2 separate regions of the Homo sapiens genome follow, and region 1 is linked to region 2. Evidence: chromatin loops called from intact Hi-C (ENCODE). Cell type or tissue: K562. All regions are shown on one strand. Links, peaks and the distances in the headings refer to the core of each region. The heading gives the core; the rest is flanking DNA. Region 1 overlaps TUB (TUB bipartite transcription factor). Region 2 holds the start of OVCH2 (ovochymase 2).

What was found. Peaks named below come from ENCODE experiments on the same cell type or tissue, not always from the same donor. Only the 100,000 strongest peaks of a DNase experiment are listed, where the experiment ranks them.
Region 1: it touches region 2 in a loop (4-fold over the local background); 4 of 110 quality-filtered maps call a loop at or near these places.

Annotation. Positions count from the first base shown.
Region 1 is chr11:8,095,944-8,104,387 of GRCh38, reverse strand. It overlaps TUB (TUB bipartite transcription factor), which reads right to left. Exons shown (of 12, transcript NM_177972.3): 6 at 7,582-7,703; 7 at 6,963-7,160; 8 at 6,562-6,674; 9 at 5,513-5,630; 10 at 3,787-3,885; 11 at 3,391-3,562; 12 at 1-2,902. The coding sequence ends at 2,769. It also overlaps a transcript of RIC3 not described here. Among named protein-coding and RNA genes, the nearest start is that of TUB, 19 kb to the right of the region's middle. In K562, for the core only: a CTCF peak has its summit at 4,894 (motif pointing right); a DNase peak (open chromatin) is centred at 4,897; H3K27me3 peaks cover 3,726 bases.
Region 2 is chr11:7,699,941-7,709,935 of GRCh38, reverse strand. OVCH2 (ovochymase 2) reads left to right here and starts at 3,459. Exons shown (of 16, transcript NM_198185.7): 1 at 3,459-3,629; 2 at 5,262-5,371; 3 at 6,147-6,238; 4 at 7,607-7,779; 5 at 8,125-8,220; 6 at 8,461-8,612; 7 at 9,451-9,640. The coding sequence starts at 3,542. It overlaps LOC105376533 (a long non-coding RNA gene), which reads right to left. Exons shown (of 11, transcript XR_007062576.1): 6 at 8,829-8,880; 7 at 4,281-4,341; 8 at 3,658-3,711; 9 at 399-535. In K562, for the core only: no CTCF peak of the experiment used is centred there; no DNase peak of the experiment used is centred there.

The sequences.
Region 1 (8,444 bases), core at 383-8,382, 400 kb before region 2:
GAAAGCTAGACTTGGAGAAGAGTTGGGGAAGTGAACTTCACCACTCTGCAGAATTGTTCTGGGGCAGAGGGTGTAGAGTTTTGGGGTGTGGCCCCAGAAGCGGTTACAGAGAAGCTGCCTAAACTCACTCCCAACTGCCCAATACCATTAGGGACTGCTCATTCTGTCATTAATTCCCTGCCCAAAGACCATCCATCCAGGTAGAGGGTATGAAGGGCAAGAACTCTTATTGTGGGAGAGGCTGAACCCAGGTGGTTTCTAGGGGCCCTAGCAGCTTTACGAGTCCATGCACCCATGGCCCCAGGGCCAGTGGTCAAGGAAAACCAGGATCACCAGGAGTGCACTCAGCTACTGATGCTTGTCATTCAATGCCTGACAGAGTTTTGTGGCTGAGGCTATCCTTCTCCACACTTAGGCTAGAAAGCTCAGCCTGTCTTTCCTGACTCCACCAAAAGATCCAGCCAACTCCCTCTTTGTGCTACAGGAGAAAGCAGAGGCCAAGAGTTTTCCTTTGTGCTTCTGATTTTTCCACTGCCACCGGGGTCTCCGTCTCACCAGAACTCAGAACCAGCCTGTTCTATCTTAAAATCATAGATCCAGAGAAATAGCTTGACCTAACATTAGAGACGATCTAGTTTCCATCATCTCAAATGTCACCATGAAGATCTCTTCTCCTTAAAGGCAGGGAAGGGCTAAACTGGAACTATAGAAAGGAGGATGGCACCATGGTATCTCGCCAGCGCTGGCACAAAGTTCTAGTGCCCTCTAGAAACTGGACCATGTTGCAAAAGCTAATCGTTGGAGGGGGTCTCTCACAGAGATGTACGGCCGAGGTGTGGGCAGATCCTGCTAGGACAGGTATGCCTTGCTTTAAGCATTCAACATAGGAAAATCTAGATTACAAAGAAATGAGAGCATATTACTTCTACTTAAGTCAAAACAAGTCCTTCACCTATAAAGCCTAACACGTTTAAAATACAACTTCTATTTTAAAAAATTTCTACTTAGCTTTTCCAAACATCTACTCTAAAGCAAGGTACGACCCCTGCTTGCTTCCCACCAATTTCAGATCTCTATCTGGGCAAGAAGCCTCCACCAGGGTAAATGACAAATGAGCAAAAGCTTGAGCTTACAGTTCCCAAGCCTGCAGGGTGGATGGTGCCATCCAAGGAGAAATAGCGGTAGTGGAGGGAGTTAGGCTCAGGCCCAGCCCCAGAACCTTTATGCACTCTCTCCCACCTAGACCGAGAAGTGTGCAGCAGCCGTACTAAGGCCTGCTTACTGCTGAGTAGCCCTCGCGGAGGGGCCAGACACAGGCCAATCCTGGATCATACTCACGTGCAAAAAGCCAGACAACTTTCAACAGGGAACTGCCTGATTTCCTACTGGAATGGTTTCAATCTAATTTATCAACTCTGATGCTTCTAAGTCTCTGAATCGGGGGAAGTGGGGAGGGCATGCAGAATGGGCCCCCAGGAGGCCAGAGATACTAGTTTCTTGGGGGACAGTGGGAACAAAGAAATCAAGAGAACTTGAAGTTCTGAATGCTGCCATTAACCAGCTAGGTGACCCAGGGCAAGCCCCATTTTCTGAGTGTGACTCACCTAAAGCAACAAGGTTGTACTAGATTCCTAAGGGTCCTGCCACTGCTGATCTCTTGTGGTTCTAAAATATTCCCTGCTTTATTCACCCTGTCCCATTCCCTCCCAAGAACCTACATGGTTACCAACCATGACTTGGCTGACAGCAGTGAGAAAGTTGGGTCTTTCCAGAGAGAGAGAGAGAGGAGAGATTCTTCAAGGAGCATGCCATGGCTTGGGAATGGTTCTCTGGCAGCAGGATTCCCAGGCATGCCTAGCTGTGTGCAGTCAGGCTGGTGACCTGGACCCCATTTGTGTTTCCTGGGGGTTGTGCTGGGCTGCTCAGCAGAGAGCTCCTGGGGAAGCTGACAGGACTCCCAGAACAACCCTGATCCAGGGACCCTGTTCATGCACTTCTGCATGCTGAGCCTGTGTCTTGCAGGGCCCATCCACCAAGACAGCCCTGAGAGCTGGGTTCCTACTGCCTCTGTGAGACACAGCAAACCTGGAGAAATCAAATGCGCTAGAAACCTAGCCACCAGCTGATTCCCATAGCCACAGCAAGCCAGGCACCTGCAATCCTGACAGGGTCCTGCCACTTACCTGTCCCCACCACCCTCCCAACTTCTCTCAGGCTTGAGTGAGGCCTTCTGAAGTTGAAGGGCTTTCTGCAGTTGTTTAAGGGCCAGGCTTGGCCACCAAGCCCTTTGCTACATAAAGTTGATGTGGCCTTCATACATACACACATTCACTGTGCCCCTACCTGCTGGAGTACCCATTGCCATCTGACTCCTTGGCTGAGCGGACGACTGGGCCACAGCAGCCCTGCAGTGTGCTTCCTCTCCCTCTATGCCTCTTGCGGCCTTCCCAGCTGAAGAGGTTGCTCAGCTTGGTAAGTACGACTACAACACACTACTACCCCAAGGGTGGGAGTGTGTGTTGATCTCGTGGCATGGAAAGAATTATTCTCATCCCTTCACACCCACCCACCCGCTCTCCACTACTCCCCTGCCTCAGTAGCAGAGGCAAAGGAGCCAGTTCCTGGCTGGCTGGGCCAGGGAGCCCACTGAGGGCCAAAGCTTCATCTGGCGGAAGGCCTATATACAGAGGATAGGCAGGGCTGTCTCCACAGGCAGGCAGGCAAGCTCCGCTCCAGGCTGGGCAACCCCAAAGGGCACGAAGAGGCCTCTACTCGCACGCCAGCTTGCTGTCGAAGCTGGACAGGGCAATGGCAAAGGCCTGCAGTGCACACAGCGGGTAGTTGTAATCCATGGTGAACACATCCTCTGCTACCCGGCCAAACTGCATCACGATGTAGTCCGCTGGGGCCAAGCACAGGCACAGACAGAGAAAAGGACAGGACAGGAATGGTAGAGCCAGGGAAGGATAGACAGACACCCAAACCACATGAGGGAAGAACAAGTGAGAAGCAGAGATGCCAGGGGAATCACAAAGGGAAGTAAAACAAAGGCCAATTGGGAGAAGTGGCAGGAAAGAGGTGGCAGATGGCAAAGGACAAAGTAAGATGCATGTGAACACCAGGGGACAGAAAAGAGGAAAAGTCCTTTTAAAGGGTGTTCCCGTGCCTGAGACTCCGTTGAATACACAGAATCTAGGACCAGGGCTGCAAAGAAGGTTCTTCCAGGACCTCCCAGTCATTAGGGTTAGAAAGTTCCATACATCTAACCTTAGCTGTATAGCTCACATTCTTAAACTCTAGCCAGTGTAGGCAGGGCTAGGTGGGCTGAACCCTACGCTAAGGGCCTTGGGTATCCTACGGACCATAATGAGTAGGGACAGAAACACTCACGGTCATTGCCATGGATGATCTGGAAGTTCTTCACGGAGGCCTGTGTGACGCGCCCATGGAAGTTGAGTACATAGGACTGTGTGTCATCATTCCAGACAGGTGTCTTGTTTTGCAGCTCGATGATACTCTCCGTGTTCTTATTCTGCCAGCGTGCTAGCAGTGTCTCATGCTCCTGGGAGGGCAGCCTCACCTGAGCCAGGCCCAGGCCTTTGGCACCATGACCACCCCAGAAAGGGATCTATCCCGGGAATGGGGGTCCTTGGATTTCCCTAGACCTCCAGGGCTTTCTCACATGGTACCCCTCCACATACACACATCAGCTGGAGTTCTGCCCTTAGAAGCTCATGCAGAGACTAGGATGATGGGGAAAGAGGGGAGGAAGGGGTAGACACTCACGTTGCGGGGGCGGATAGAGACTCTCTCATGAACCATGTTCATGCCTGGGACAATCACGCTCATCTTCCGAGGCCCCTTGAAGCCTAAGACGTTTGTCTCCTGGGAAAGAGAACGCAACACTGGCCACCTGAGGCGTCTATTTACCTACTGGAGAAGGTGGGGGGGACGGGAATAAAGAGGAAGAGCTAGTTCCCACCATCTCCACTCCGAAGTCTAACACACATCCCTCTAAACCTAACACGGCCAGAACTGAGCCCCTGGGTCTCTACCCTGCCAGAACTAGCTCCTCTTATGCGTCATCCTTGCTTCTGCTCACGGCAATGCTGTTCTTCCACTCGCTCCGGCAAACTACTTGGTCACACTCGAGTCCTCTCTTCTACATCCTACGTCTAATCCATCAGCAGTTTCTGTCAGCTCCACCTTCCAATTATACCCAGACTTCCACCACTTTTCACCACTAGCTTCTCTCACCAAGATCATTCTAACAGCCTTTGCCTGGACTCCTGGTTTCTGTTGTTGGCCCTCCTATTCCTCCTTCCCACCATCTGTTCTCAACACAGCAGCCAGTGCTCAGGCACATTAAGTCAGATGATCTTTCTCCTCTGCTCAGAACTCTCCAGTGGCTCTCCAGCTCACTCCAAGTTAAAGCTGGAGATGTGACTTCACCTGCACGTGGCCCCATGACCTTCCTCTCCTCACCATTTACTGCCTGGTATCCACTCCATTCCTTCTTCATGCCAGGCATTCAGGACTTTTGTCCTCACTGTGTCCCCTAGACACGTACACTGCTGTTTTTCACTTCCTTCTGGTCTTTACTCAAGAGCTACCTCAGTGACGCCCTCCCTGCCATTCTGAAATTCTCACACATACCTTGACATTTCTTATCTCCCCTCCCCTACTTTTTCTTCTTAGTGTTTATAAAGAACATACTTACTTCACTGATAGATCTGTTTCATAGCTTGTCTGCCCTGCTAGGGCTTTAAGTCCCATAAAGGTATACATTTATGTCTGTTCATTACTATATCCTTAGTGCCTCAAACAATATGCTTAGTTGGAGCTCAGTAAGAACTTGAAGACTCAGGCTGCCTCCCCAAAACTGGTCAGCAGGTGGCACCACAGGATCATACAAAGTAGCTGTGGATTACTTACTGATGGCCTCCAAGAAGTGCCCATGCCCAGGTTGATGAGATACCCACCCCTGATTTTAAAAATGAAGAAAAAGGTTCAAAGGGGTAGAGTAATCCCCTATATTTATATTCCAGTTTGGTCGTTTTTGAGCTGTGTGACATCTGCAGCTGAGCTTCAGTTTCCTCATCTATAAAGAAAATAGGATCTACCTCTTAGGTTGAACGTTCAGTGAGATGACAAAGTGCCGTGTAATCCATGTAGAACCTGGCATGCCAGAGGGATGATCTGGGAAATGCACAGACAAGAACCCAGGGCGACCGTCTCCTTCTGTCTAAGAGACTCCTGGCCTGGACTGCAGAGAGCCAGGCCTGGTTTTCTGAGCTCCCCAAGCAGATGGCCGGCTGTGGTGTGAGCTCTGAAGTCAGGAGGAGAGAGCCAGAGCCCCTGTCCTAGGCCAGGAACACTCCACAGAGGACAGCCCCTCTCCACACAGCCTTGTCTACCCACTAAGATGGATGGGATAGCCCCTAGATCAGGCATCAAGTCCTGGATTTCATATCTACCTTGGAAATCAGAGACCCCCGAACCTAGGACTCACGTAGCACACAGCTGCCAGCTCCTGACGTAAGGTTCCACTTTCCAAAGTGGAGGATGAGGCCTTCTGAGGGTTGACTCCATTGTCATAAACAGTGAACTTGGTGCCCATCAAGTTGGACCTGAAATAAAGGCACAATCAGTATAGAGTCATGCACCCTCTGCCCCAGAGCAGGGAACAGCTCATCGTCTGTCCTATGAGGAGCCTGCAAAACATTCTGGGCTGGAACAGGAGCAGGCCCAGGGAGGCATACTGCTCACTGAATCCACATCTTTGAAGACACTTCGTGGGCAGAAGGCCTGGACTTGCTCTGAGTTGACTCAAAGTGCATTTCAGTTCAGTGAGAGCAATTCAGGGAGGTCAATCAGGATTCTTCAGAAGATTTATCTGGGGGAACATGGGAGTTCTCCTCATGGGAGGTGAGCAAACAGAATGGCATCTGATAAGACAGTGGAAGAGGCTTAGCACCCGTGGAGAGAGGATGAGATCTCCTCTGTCGCAGCCAGCCTAAGTCTCAGTCCAGCCCCATCTCCAGCTTTAGCTCCTGACCTCTCATCTTTATTTATGCTCCCCAAATCTGGTACTCAGTTCCTCAGCAAACCCTACCTCCCCACTGCCCCCACCTGGAGGCCTAGGCTCAGAGCCTTCCTGCCCCTTCACCACTGCCCCCCACCCCCAAGATTGCTGTGTGTCTCTTCCCTCAAGAGCTCACTCTCAGCCCTGTCCCTTGGCATTGACCATGGAGCCAAGGCAACTCTTCCATGGTGGCCTGCGTTATCAGTGACACCCTGGGGTTGGATCCATCACTCTTGGTGGGCCTGCACCCACCTCCTGGGAACAGCTTGGGGTCGGGTGTGTGATTCCCATCTCCAAGTCTGGCTCTAGGCTGGCATAGACATAGGCCTCCAGTTGGATGTGATTATCAGAGAGGATCCTGGGAGAGTATCCATCCCTGGCCTAGATCTCCTTCAGGAAGATTCAGGCCCTCTACAGACAGCTTGCCCCTGCCCCTCCCTCCCACTCCCGCCTGCTTCCTGGGGGAATGCTAGTACCGCAGTTTCCCGATATAGCTGTCCCCTCCTCGAGACAAGTCTGTTGGGTCCACAGAGATGAGGTAATTGGAAGTTTTACTCTTCTTTCTCTTCCTTCCCGCCAGGAGGAACACCTTGGGGAGTGGAATGAGGTCATATTCCAGACTCAGCCTCTGGTCTGCACACAGTCATGAGAGCCACTCACACAGACTCTCTCCGTTGCGTCAGCTCCCAAACGCACATATGTGCACACACACAAATGCACTGGAAAACACAAAGATGTGCACAGACCAGACACGAAGGCAGTTTCTTTGAGGAACTGAGAGGTCAGTGGTAGATATGAGACTTCCAGTCACATTTCAGCCCCTAGGATTTCAAAGGGCTGTAAAGCCTAGATGATAACATGCCCAGACCAACCTTACCTTCTTCCCATCCTCACGGTCCAGGTGCAGAAAGTAGGTGGGGTACATGCCCCGGTCCATCCCTTTCTTGTCCCGAGTGATGCGGCATTTGATGGTGATACCCTGGGGGGCCGGCCTCAGTGCAAACTCCTCAAGATCCTGGACCTCAACGTCCACTGGTTGCTCTGGAGCTGTTGGGCTAGGGGCTGAGGCTGCCTCCTATGGGGATGCAGAATAGGTGCCTGAGCCCCAAGGACCCTAAGCAGCCCAAATTGGTGGTCTGGGATCCAAATCTGCCTCCTAACGTGGCGGTGGGAGAGAGGGAAGGATCCTGGGATTGGGGCCTGGCCAGCCTGGGCCTGGGGTCAGAAGCTATCTTCCCAGCCCTGCCCTCAACAGTTCCTAGAGGTGGAGATGGGAGATACGGGAGGTCCTCAGAGGTCATCCTGTCCAACTGCATCTCCCCCCATACATCACCCTGCTGGCCTAGCTGAAGAGGTTAGGAGGCAAGGTAGAGGGACATAAGAGGCCAGCAGAGAAGCTCCTAAAGGCATACGAGTCCATCTCTTCACATGCAGTCCACCTCTAACGGATGAGCAGTCCTCCAAAAACTGCTGTGGATGCAGACTCACTCACTCACCCTGACGGACTTCCTGCTAGTAGCAGAGCTGGGGCGGGTGTTACTATTTAGCTGGGAGGAGCTGGAGCTATTCTCCTCCTCATCCTCCTCATCCTCGTCAAAGCTCATGCTGCTGGAGATGCCTGGGCCAAGGAGAGAAGAAGAAGGGATGAAGGAGGAGAAGTCTACGCTGCCCCTGAAATACACATGGTCACATACTCATGTTCAGACACTGACTCACCTGTACCCCCACAAACTTATGCACACACTCTTAGCCATATCTACACATATAGACTCCCATTCACACATATATTCCCACACATGTCCAGATATAAAAGGATATTCTCTCAGGTACACACATGAGCCGGGGCTGGCCACAATCCTCAGGATATATCCCCACCACCCAGTTTCAGCTCAGTCCCTACATTACCCCACTACCTAGCAGCCACCCTACCACTGTCTCTTGTGTATCAAGGCCTGCACTGAGCTCACCTTGAACTGGGAATCTCCATTTCTGACCTCAGGCCTATTAGAGGCCTTGGCTGGCATAGACCACGGAATCTGCCAGGGCACAGGCCTCAGCTCCTTCCTCAGCCCAATGTGGAGGGGACCCACTGACTCCTCATCTTTGCCCTGAGCTTCTATCTCAGCTGTCCTCCCGCCTGCCATTCCCTGGGAATGCCATCCCCATCCTCAAGTTGTCTCAAAGTCCTTTGTACAGGAAGCCATCCTTGATTAGATTCCTCACAATGTGTGGCACTGCCAGGCTTCTTCCCTCTGCCACCCTGCACCAGGGGCTCCCTAGGGCAGGGCTTGTGGTGGGAAAACTGAACAGCAGGTTTCCACGGAGGATCTACCCCGTCTCTTGGTATCCTGGCCCTGCT
Region 2 (9,995 bases), core at 1,008-9,007:
TTTTTTGCTTTTGCCAACACTGACTCAGGCAAATCCCTACACGATTTCCCTTCTGTTCCCTCTCATTTCTGGCCAGCTCACTTTTGCCTAAGTTTGTTTCTTTGCTATCTATCTCCTGTGCTTAGTATGTATAGGAACTTTCCCCACTCTTCCTTTCTCCAGTATCGCTGAAATTCCTGGGTATAACTAAACCACTTTCTGGAGTACTCCCATTTCTATTCTAAGACTCAAACAGTGAGAAGGGGCAAAGTGATCCTTCCTTTGCATGATTCATATCATCCCTCAGTTCCAAATCATCTCTTCCCTTTTAAAATTTATTTTTAAAAATACCCTTATTGTTTTTGATTATCCTTGAGGCATTCTCAGATTGTTCTTAATTATTTTACACTTCAACTTACCTTGCATGTACCTTTAGTGTCATCTCTTAGTTGCAACAGGGAATATGCAAGGTGTTTATAAAGGAGGATTCAGTGGTTCCCACTTAGCGATTGGATTAAGTTGGCAGCCTGAGACCATACGGTGTGTCCTCCTGCTCCTGCTCCAAATTTATGATAAGAAGGATGTATTAAACAAATGAACTCATAGCAGTGCTGGAAAACCTGAACAAGGAAAGCTACTTTTAGTGGCCCCAAATTATGAATATTTCTAGAACGATAAAAAGTAGATGGAATTCAATTAAGGAAAGAACCACAACCTAACATGCCTGTTAGGAGAAAACTGCTGAAAAAGTTCTGGAGTAGACCCACTCCAATTTATTCCAAGTAAGAACCAGTTGGTGTTTTCCCCTGGGAGGGAGATGTGAGGGGGTATTTGGGCCCATGGGGCAGGGCAATTCCAGGTGGCTGGAAACTTCAGGGAGAATGAGAAGCAGACAGGTCCAGAAACCCAACTCCTGGGACTCTCTACCAGACAGTACATTCTGTTACTTTCTCTGGGCCACTGGAGGTGGCTGAGAACATTCCTGGTGATGAGTGTTTATGGCACTGTTGACCAAAATTGAGGCTGTCAAGACAGAAAAAAATCTATAAAGGTTTATTGAACCTCAAATGTGTGGATTGACCCAGGAAGACACAGCAACAAAGTTGGAGTGTTCTGAGGTCTGTCAGAAGGTGAAAGGTTTTGACAGAAAAATCTGAAAAGACAGAGAGAGATTGCTCATACTGGAGTTGTTCTCTTTTCATTGGAGGGTACAATACAGAAGTTATAATCATTAGCTATGGATTATATCACAGGGTTATAGGAACACATTAAAGTCACAGCTCTGCAATCAGCAAAATACAGAATGTAGAAAATGCTAAAGGTCTAAATAACCAATTCTTTCAACAAAAATAATTGCTGCAAAAAAGAGAGAAGAAGGTTATAACAGGTAGACCTGAGATTTTCTAGGTATAGAATCATATCATCTGTGAAGAGAGACAGTTTTGCTTTCAGGAGAAATTTTGATACTAATTTCTCAACTTGGGGATTTACAGACAGGGAAAACAATGTATTTGAATTCCAAATCCATGTTTGGTGCAGACTTTGGTCCAAGATTCTCAAGAGAGATTTTTTCCCCTTTAAAAGGTTTAATAGTTTCATGAATGAAAAATTGATTTTATACTACCATGCCAAGCAACACTTTAATATATTCCTGTCTGCAAGTAACTACAATGTACAGTTATTATAATTCCTATCCAGACCCTGGGAGGGTTGAATAGCTGGACTTACAAAAATATAGTGTCTTAGAACCTGCTACATCCCCCATGAAGAGCAAATATTTTAACAGCAAGGGGGCCACATTTTAGCCCCTTAAGAGATGAAAGTAACAAACTCTTAATGACCAGCTTCATGTGGTGAAGAGTGTGTTGATGTGTACTGATAGTTGTGCTGATGCAAGAGCTTGAAGCAAATACCCTCTCCTGAAATTAAGCACTAAGCAAGAGCTCATCATATTTCTGTGTGACAATCAATAAAAACGCTCCACTCCCACATTTTACAAAGGAAAACTCATCATTCTTTCAGTATAGAGTCAAATTTTATTGTCCTATGCTATGTGCCTACTTTAGGCTTGTCAAGTTTAGTGCATCCTAGGCCCACACTAGGTCTTTCTGCACTTTTGACATTAACAGTATACACATTTTAGACAGAATGTAGTGAATTTGGGGTCAGAAAGGCCATATTCCTAGTCAAGTTGCTCTCAAAAGTGATTGATAAAACACAATAGCAATTTAAAGGGAGCTTGCTGTCAAAGAAAGATTGAGACTTTGATTAGGGCTTAGACATTGATTGATTACCTCTTGGGGCTATCACTCCATACCAATAGCCAAAAATGTTTGGCATCAGGATTACAGTAGTTATAGATAAAGCCTCAATAGAGGTTTGAGTTTCCTTCTTTCCATAAGGCTACATTCTTGATTAGTGTACCTAAATATGTAGTGCTTACAAATGTTAAGTTTTTACACCTTCTCTGTTTTGCATTTATATTATTTGTATGTGTTGTATTTTCATACTTTTTTGTACAAAGACAAAAGTTGCCAAAAGGAAATTAAGAGCTTTTGGGCTGACATTTGTTATTTTTAGTGGGTAACTTATAAAAGTTGACAGAAAAATGTTATATTTCTATCTGGTCATAGATGGCATTGACCATCCTATAAATATTTCTCACACACTGACCATGTGCCCAAAACTCGTTGAGGAAAGAGGAAAATGTACAGGTAATCATAGCCACTTTACTCTCCCAAGCATCTACCAGGCATAGAAGTAAAGGAGATTTAGTGTTTCCCTTCTATAAATACAAAAATGATAGGAGAATGCAGAGTCACAAATGCCCCAATGTACAGTATCCTAGATGACTTTCTAACAGCAGGGCTTCCTGAGTGTGACACCCAAATATCTTTCCACTTCTCTCATTCACCAACATATGTTTATAATAACCATGTAGTTACATTTGCAAAATAAGATAAATAAAAATATTTTAGAATATTGGCTGGGCGTGGTGGCTCACACTTGTAATCCCAGACCTTTGGGAGGGCAAGGCAGGCAGATCCCTTGAGCCCAGGAGTTTGAGATCAGCCTGGGCAACATGATGAAACTCCATCTCTGCCCAAAAAAATTATATACATTTGGATGGGTCGTTTGCAAAAAAGTAGGGAAGTGTACCCTTGCAAACAAGGACAACATTGATAGTCAATCTTCTTATAGAAAGTGGTAAAAGTGGTAAGCTCTACAAAGGAGCAAGTAATGTTTGCAGATGCAAATCTTACATGCTAACCACTTTGCTAGCCAGATACACTCTGGAGGAATCAACTAATTGGTGTAGGTGTAATAGGATATGTAATATTGCTTGATCAAGACTCTGCTTCTGTGGTTGTTTCTCCACATCTTCCAAAAGATCTTTGCGAAACACTACATTCAGAAACATCAGATGGACATGCTTGATTCACCACGTCTTGGTTAATGAATAAACTTGTTTTAAATTGGCTTATTGCTGGTCTCTCAAGGCTTCCTATTTTTGTTTGCTTTAGTCTCTCTAAAATTTCAGGGAAAAACTATGAGTCTCAAAATGCTTATAAGCAGGAACAAGCTGATTTTACTACTAGGAATAGTCTTTTTTGAACGAGGTAAATCTGCAACTCTTTCGCTCCCCAAAGGTAAGTTTCAAATGAACTCTATAATTACCTTTGTCTGAACCTTTGCTGGCAATGGACGTCACAACTCCGAGACTCCATGTTCCTTTGGGAAAATAGGAGAAGCAAATATATTTTGGATATCTAATTGTTTTTAAACAATTATTTTGGACTTATCTCCTGCAATCGGCATAGGACACAGGGTGAAACATTTATAGAATGCAACTAATGTATCCAATTAAGTAAACAATCCCTGTTTTCTTCGCTTAGTTTTCCTAAGTGAACTGAGATTGTTCACTTACTTGAACCCATTACATAATCCCATCTTGGTTCATAGAGCAAATTCTGGAAATCAGCATGGATTTGGAAGCATTTTTAATCTTTTACAAAATCATCTTGCTGAGAAATATGAAGCATGTTCACTGTAGTATATTATAAATGGTCTTTTTTCCCCTTCAACTAACTTAAGCTGAAAACAGTTCTTGGAAGATTTCTCCTTGGTCAGACTTGTGCCAACCCTGAGAATCAACATGTTTTCTGACTTTGCTTTACTGAATTTGGGAAATAGTAAATTTTGTATTTAAAGTATTTATGACTCATTCAACTGAAACAGTTAGAAAATAAGCTTTTGTTCCAATGTCATCCTGGCACTGGGTTCAGGATCAAAACACTTACTGTTACATTCATGCTCTGCCATTATCCAGCTGTGTGTCTCCTTGATTCTCAGTTTTCTCATCTGCAATGTGGGGATAACAGTGCTTCATTTATAGGCATAGAGTGGGATTAAATGAGAAGCTGTATGAAAGAGCTTTGAATATTTTAACATGTTGATCTAAATAGCTATACTCTTAAGGATGTGTTCTCAAGAAAAGTCATTTGTTTGTCCATCCAGTGTTTCTAAGTGCTTACTTATGCCAAGAATTAAGCTAAACCTTAGAAATGCAGAGGTGAATAAGGCAAGTTTTTTCCCTTGAGTAGTTCATAGTCCGATGATAGAGGCAAATAATTCATTATCACAATTCTGCATGACAAGAACTATAAAAGGGGTGAAGAAAGCGTGCTACACAACACAAGGGAGAGGCAATCCCACTTTGAGGAAATCAAGGAAGACTTCCTGGTTGAGGTGATCTCCAAGCTGAGGAATAAGAATTACAGAATTTAGGTAGGCAATGAAGCATGGTGATTATGAAGCAAGGCTAGTTCTAATCCTCCTTCAAAATATGGAAAAGGATGACCTCCAGGAGGGACAGAAGATGTGCCATCCTTGAGTTACCAGGTGATGTTAAACATCTTTAATCTAGTCTACCTCTTTGCTGAGGAGTCAGAAAACCCATTGAGGGCAAATAAATAAAAACAACTTTTTCAGGGATAAAGTATTTTACATAAAGAGGGAGGAGTTTTTTCTTCTATTACCTAGCAAACCTCTATCCGAGTACCAACTTGTGAATCAGGACACTTCACTCCACTCTCCTTAAATGACCTGTCACTTTTCATCCCTCAAGAGAATTAAATCCAATAAAGATTTATTGATATCTGAATGTGTGCTGAGCACCATACACCATAGTCTCAGACTCAGTTTCATGGGTGAAATGGAGAAGATATTACCTCAATCCTAGAAGCTATCTAATCATTTAGTTTGTCTCGTTTTTTTCTCAGCTCCCAGTTGTGGGCAGAGTCTGGTTAAGGTACAGCCTTGGAATTATTTTAACATTTTCAGTCGCATTCTTGGAGGAAGCCAAGTGGAGAAGGGTTCCTATCCCTGGCAGGTGAGTCTCAAGGACTTCTATGCATCAAGAACTGTGCTAGATATTATGGATATAGATATTTTTAAGGTTAAGTTTATATCTTTGAGGAGCCTACAGCCTAGTTGGGTTGAAAGACAGAATAGTCATCATGGCATGTGATGAATGTCATAAGAAAAAGTATTTACTTGTACATAGTAAGTCATTTTAGAATCAAATCAAGTATCACAAATAGGATAAGCAAAAATTAGAAAGTATATTGGAGAGGTAGGGTAAAGAATAGGCTTGAAGAAGCTATAGGGGTCAAATAGTTAAGAGTATGAGAAAAGTGGTAGATCCAAACCATTTCCCTAAGAGGCTTAGAGAAATAGGAGTATGTGTTGAAAGGCTCCCCAGCCCTCACCTTGCCTTTCTTCCAAACCTCTTCAGCTGGACTCTGCAATATCTTATACTATTTTACCTTCATTCACAGACACTGTTCATATTGTTAGAGCAACAGGTCTGCATCAACTGTGTTATAAAAATAAGTAAATACATCTCACCACTTCTAACTGCTACCTCTGTTGACACATACTTACAGCCAGTCATCTCAAATTAACTACCTCTCATCTAGACCAGGGTTGCCAGCACCACTCTTCTTTCTGAGCGGTAGTGTCTGGGCTTTATCTTTTCACAGTCCACGATTCTTGACATTTACGAGTGTGATATCTGAGTCTGGTTTTGAGAATAGGCTTCATCACCGTGTTTAGGGGGATCCCAGGGCATGAACTTGCTTTCATTTAAGGTATTTGCAATTTAGGTATCTCTGAAACAAAGGCAGAAGCATATTTGTGGAGGAAGCATCGTCTCACCACAGTGGGTGATCACGGCGGCTCACTGCATTGCAAACAGGTAAGAAAGGCCTAGCCCATGAGTGAAGACCACACCACCATTTCTTCTCCCTTGGAATCATCAGCAATAACCCTATTAAAACATGGACCTGTGTGATAGGTGAGTATTGGTTTAACAGATGAATATCCTAATTGCATGACACAAATGGGGCTGGGTGACATTGTCAGATGGCACTTGGTAGATGACATATATTCTTTTCAGAGGTAAAATTCGTTTTTACTTAAAATAACTGGAAGTTAATAATAGCATCCAAGTCAGAAAAAAAAGAGCATTACAAAGAAGGATTTGTGAAAGTTTTCTTCTAGTTTTCTTAAATTTCAGTGAAAAAATATCTAGTTCATTATGCATCTGAAGAAATGGATAAAAGAAAACAAAGGGAGACCAGTAAAGTAGAAAGTAGGCTCCCTGTCTTCCTTCCCATTGATCCTGCCTCTCTGGGACTCAACCCAACAACTTCCCTTTACCCACTTTCTTGTGTGATCCAAATATCCTATTATTGACAGTGTTCTGGGCGTATACTAGGCTGTAATCAAGATCATGTTCCCATATAGTCATTCTTTCATTTCAAGTCTGCAAACATTTCCTGGATGTTTACTTTGTGCTAGATACCAAAGGTACCAAAATGACTAAGACATGATTTCTGCCCCCAGAGAGTTGACTCTTCTTTTAACAAGAGTCAACCGATCATCTCACAGCAATGTGGCAAGTGGTAGGTAAGAGAGACATTATGTGTTAAGTTAGGTACCTAATTTGGCCAAGAGTCAGGGAAGTATACCTAGAGAAAACATGCCTTTTTCAATTTTGTATAGAAGCATCACTTCTGGGAATGAAGCGTCTCAAAGGATGGCAAGCTGAAGTCTTTATATATCTCAATGCATCCCACCAAGTTCCTTTCAGAGAACATTAGTTAGTTATAATGCAGTCTGTGCCTTATAATATATACTAAGCATAGGATCTCTGACATTGAAGTAGCATACTTACTGGGAATCACAAATCATTCCCAAAGGGTCTCACTGATATTAGGTCAGGTCAACCTCCCAGGGTAGCTGAATAAAGTCCCCTATAGCTGTAGAGCCCTGAACTACAATGTATGTGCCTCTCTAGATATTTTCAAATAACATTGCAAAGTATTAAATTCATCATATCCTTGGCTATATATGAACCCACTCTTCACTAGTCCTCTACTGGAAGTTGGAATCTCTGCATTTTTTTCTAACAGTGTTGGAATTATTCTCACTTTCTCTGCTCAGCAGCCTCACACCCCATATTATTTATCCATATCATTTTAAAGAAGCTAGTGTGTCAACCATTGCAACTGTACTCAGAGGCACAATGAAATTCATTCATTTTACTCTTTGCTTTCCATAGAAACATTGTGTCTACTTTGAATGTTACTGCTGGAGAGTATGACTTAAGCCAGACAGACCCAGGAGAGCAAACTCTCACTATTGAAACTGTCATCATACATCCACATTTCTCCACCAAGAAACCAATGGACTATGATATTGCCCTTTTGAAGATGGCTGGAGCCTTCCAATTTGGTAAACATTTGAGGATCATACTGAATTGTCTACCCCATGTTCTCTATAACCTCTGTGCCATAGCACATTTCCTGCAGTATACGTTCTGGGTCATGCACTTTGAGATAGGAATTTAGGCTGGAGAGTCCTACCTGAAACTCTTTTTGCTTGTGGTTCTGGAGATAGCATTACATGGAGTCAGGAGAAGGTTTTCTTTAATTGACAAGTAACCCCTGGAGGTGCCAGGCAGAGCTATCACAACTCTCATGAGGTCTTTAGGGGACCACCTGGATACCAAGTGGTGAGTGGCTTATAGTGTCCTCTCCTCCATGAATGAGACAAGCCCTACCTTGCTCTTTTCTTCAGGCCACTTTGTGGGGCCCATATGTCTTCCAGAGCTGCGGGAGCAATTTGAGGCTGGTTTTATTTGTACAACTGCAGGCTGGGGCCGCTTAACTGAAGGTAAGAACTTGTGTGCCATTCCTCTTAAGCAGAGGTCAGAACTTTCTGGTGGGCAATCAGAAAATGGAATTTTTAATCCATTTTTAAAAATCGATTGTGCATACATTTCTAAAGATAGGGAATGTCACATTGTACTTAGAAATTCAAGTCTTGCCAAGCGACACAAACACAAATGATGCATCTTCAACTCAGAAAGGGTGAAAGAGTTCCTGCTGGGGCTTCCATCTCTCTGTTTTTCAGGTGGCGTCCTCTCACAAGTCTTGCAGGAAGTGAATCTGCCTATTTTGACCTGGGAAGAGTGTGTGGCAGCTCTGTTAACACTAAAGAGGCCCATCAGTGGGAAGACCTTTCTTTGCACAGGTTTTCCTGATGGAGGGAGAGACGCATGTCAGGTGGGTGGGAGCTGCGGGGCTGTCAGGCCCCAGGCAAGGATTCCCTTGGTTTTGTTTTCTTCTAGTTTTCTTAAATTTCAGTGAAATTTAATTTAATTAGAAAGCATATTGGAGGGGTAGAATAAAGAATAGTCTTGAAGAAGCTATAAGGGTCAAATAGTTAGTTAAATGTGTGAGAAAAATGGTAGATCCAAACCATTTCCCTAAGAGGCTCACCTGTTATCAGGTGAGGGGCTGCAGGAAGACTGATTCCAGGTAAGGCAGGAATCTGGAAAGAAGGGTTAGGAGTACCAAGGGAGGTTACATCAAAATAAAGGGACAGTGGAAACAATCTGTTTTTAGCAGGAAGTGTGATTTAAAAGAGGTCTTCTGCTTTTTCCAAAAGACCAAATAACAGAGATAATGCCAAGAATGAACTCGGGGTTCTCCCATTCCTGAAGGATGGCTGACTCTTTCCTATTTAGAATTTTCCAGTTTGTGGATGTTGGGAACTTTACACTTTTCCTCCATTCTTCCTACTAACCAAGGCCTGAAGTCAGTCTCATTGCTGGCCAAGACTTCTCTGAGTCTGCAGCATGAGAGGAGAGAAAGAAGAAAGTCTGCTGCTTTGATGAAAGCCATGGATGAGGAAAAGGGAGGTGGGATTGTTGGGTTCCAGTGATAGTTGAGGATCATATGGGAATTGTGCTGGGATCTGTATACACAGGACCCTGAGTCTAAATTATTAGAAGTGAGGAGATGTCATTGATCCTCCTCCAGCATCCTTGTGAGGAAACAGTGAGCATTTTGGGGCATAGACACTGACAGTGATGCTAATAGAGGCTTTTTCCCTCTGCAGGGAGATTCAGGAGGTTCACTCATGTGCCGGAATAAGAAAGGGGCCTGGACTCTGGCTGGTGTGACTTCCTGGGGTTTGGGCTGTGGTCGAGGCTGGAGAAACAATGTGAGGAAAAGTGATCAAGGATCCCCTGGGATCTTCACAGACATTAGTAAAGTGCTTCCCTGGATCCACGAACACATCCAAACTGGTAACTAAGCCATCACACAAGGTTAAGAAGCTGCCATTCTGCTAGGGCCAGAGACAGCATCAGCAGAGTCCTGGCAAATCAGAGCACCTGAACCAACAGGCTCTACCTCTGTTCTCAGTGTAGCACACAAGGATTGTGAGGTTTACCAAGTCTAAATAAAACAAGAGTAAAATATGGTATGTGGAGCAGCATGCAGATATTCAATGAAAAATGAATCCATCCATCCTAGACCTTCTCAAACTGGCCTTTAATTGAAACTATCTCAGTTGATGATATGCTTTCACCACTTACTTCTCTGGATTCAGAGTCCAGAGTGCTCACCATTACACGATGGCACCACTTACTTCTCAAAAAA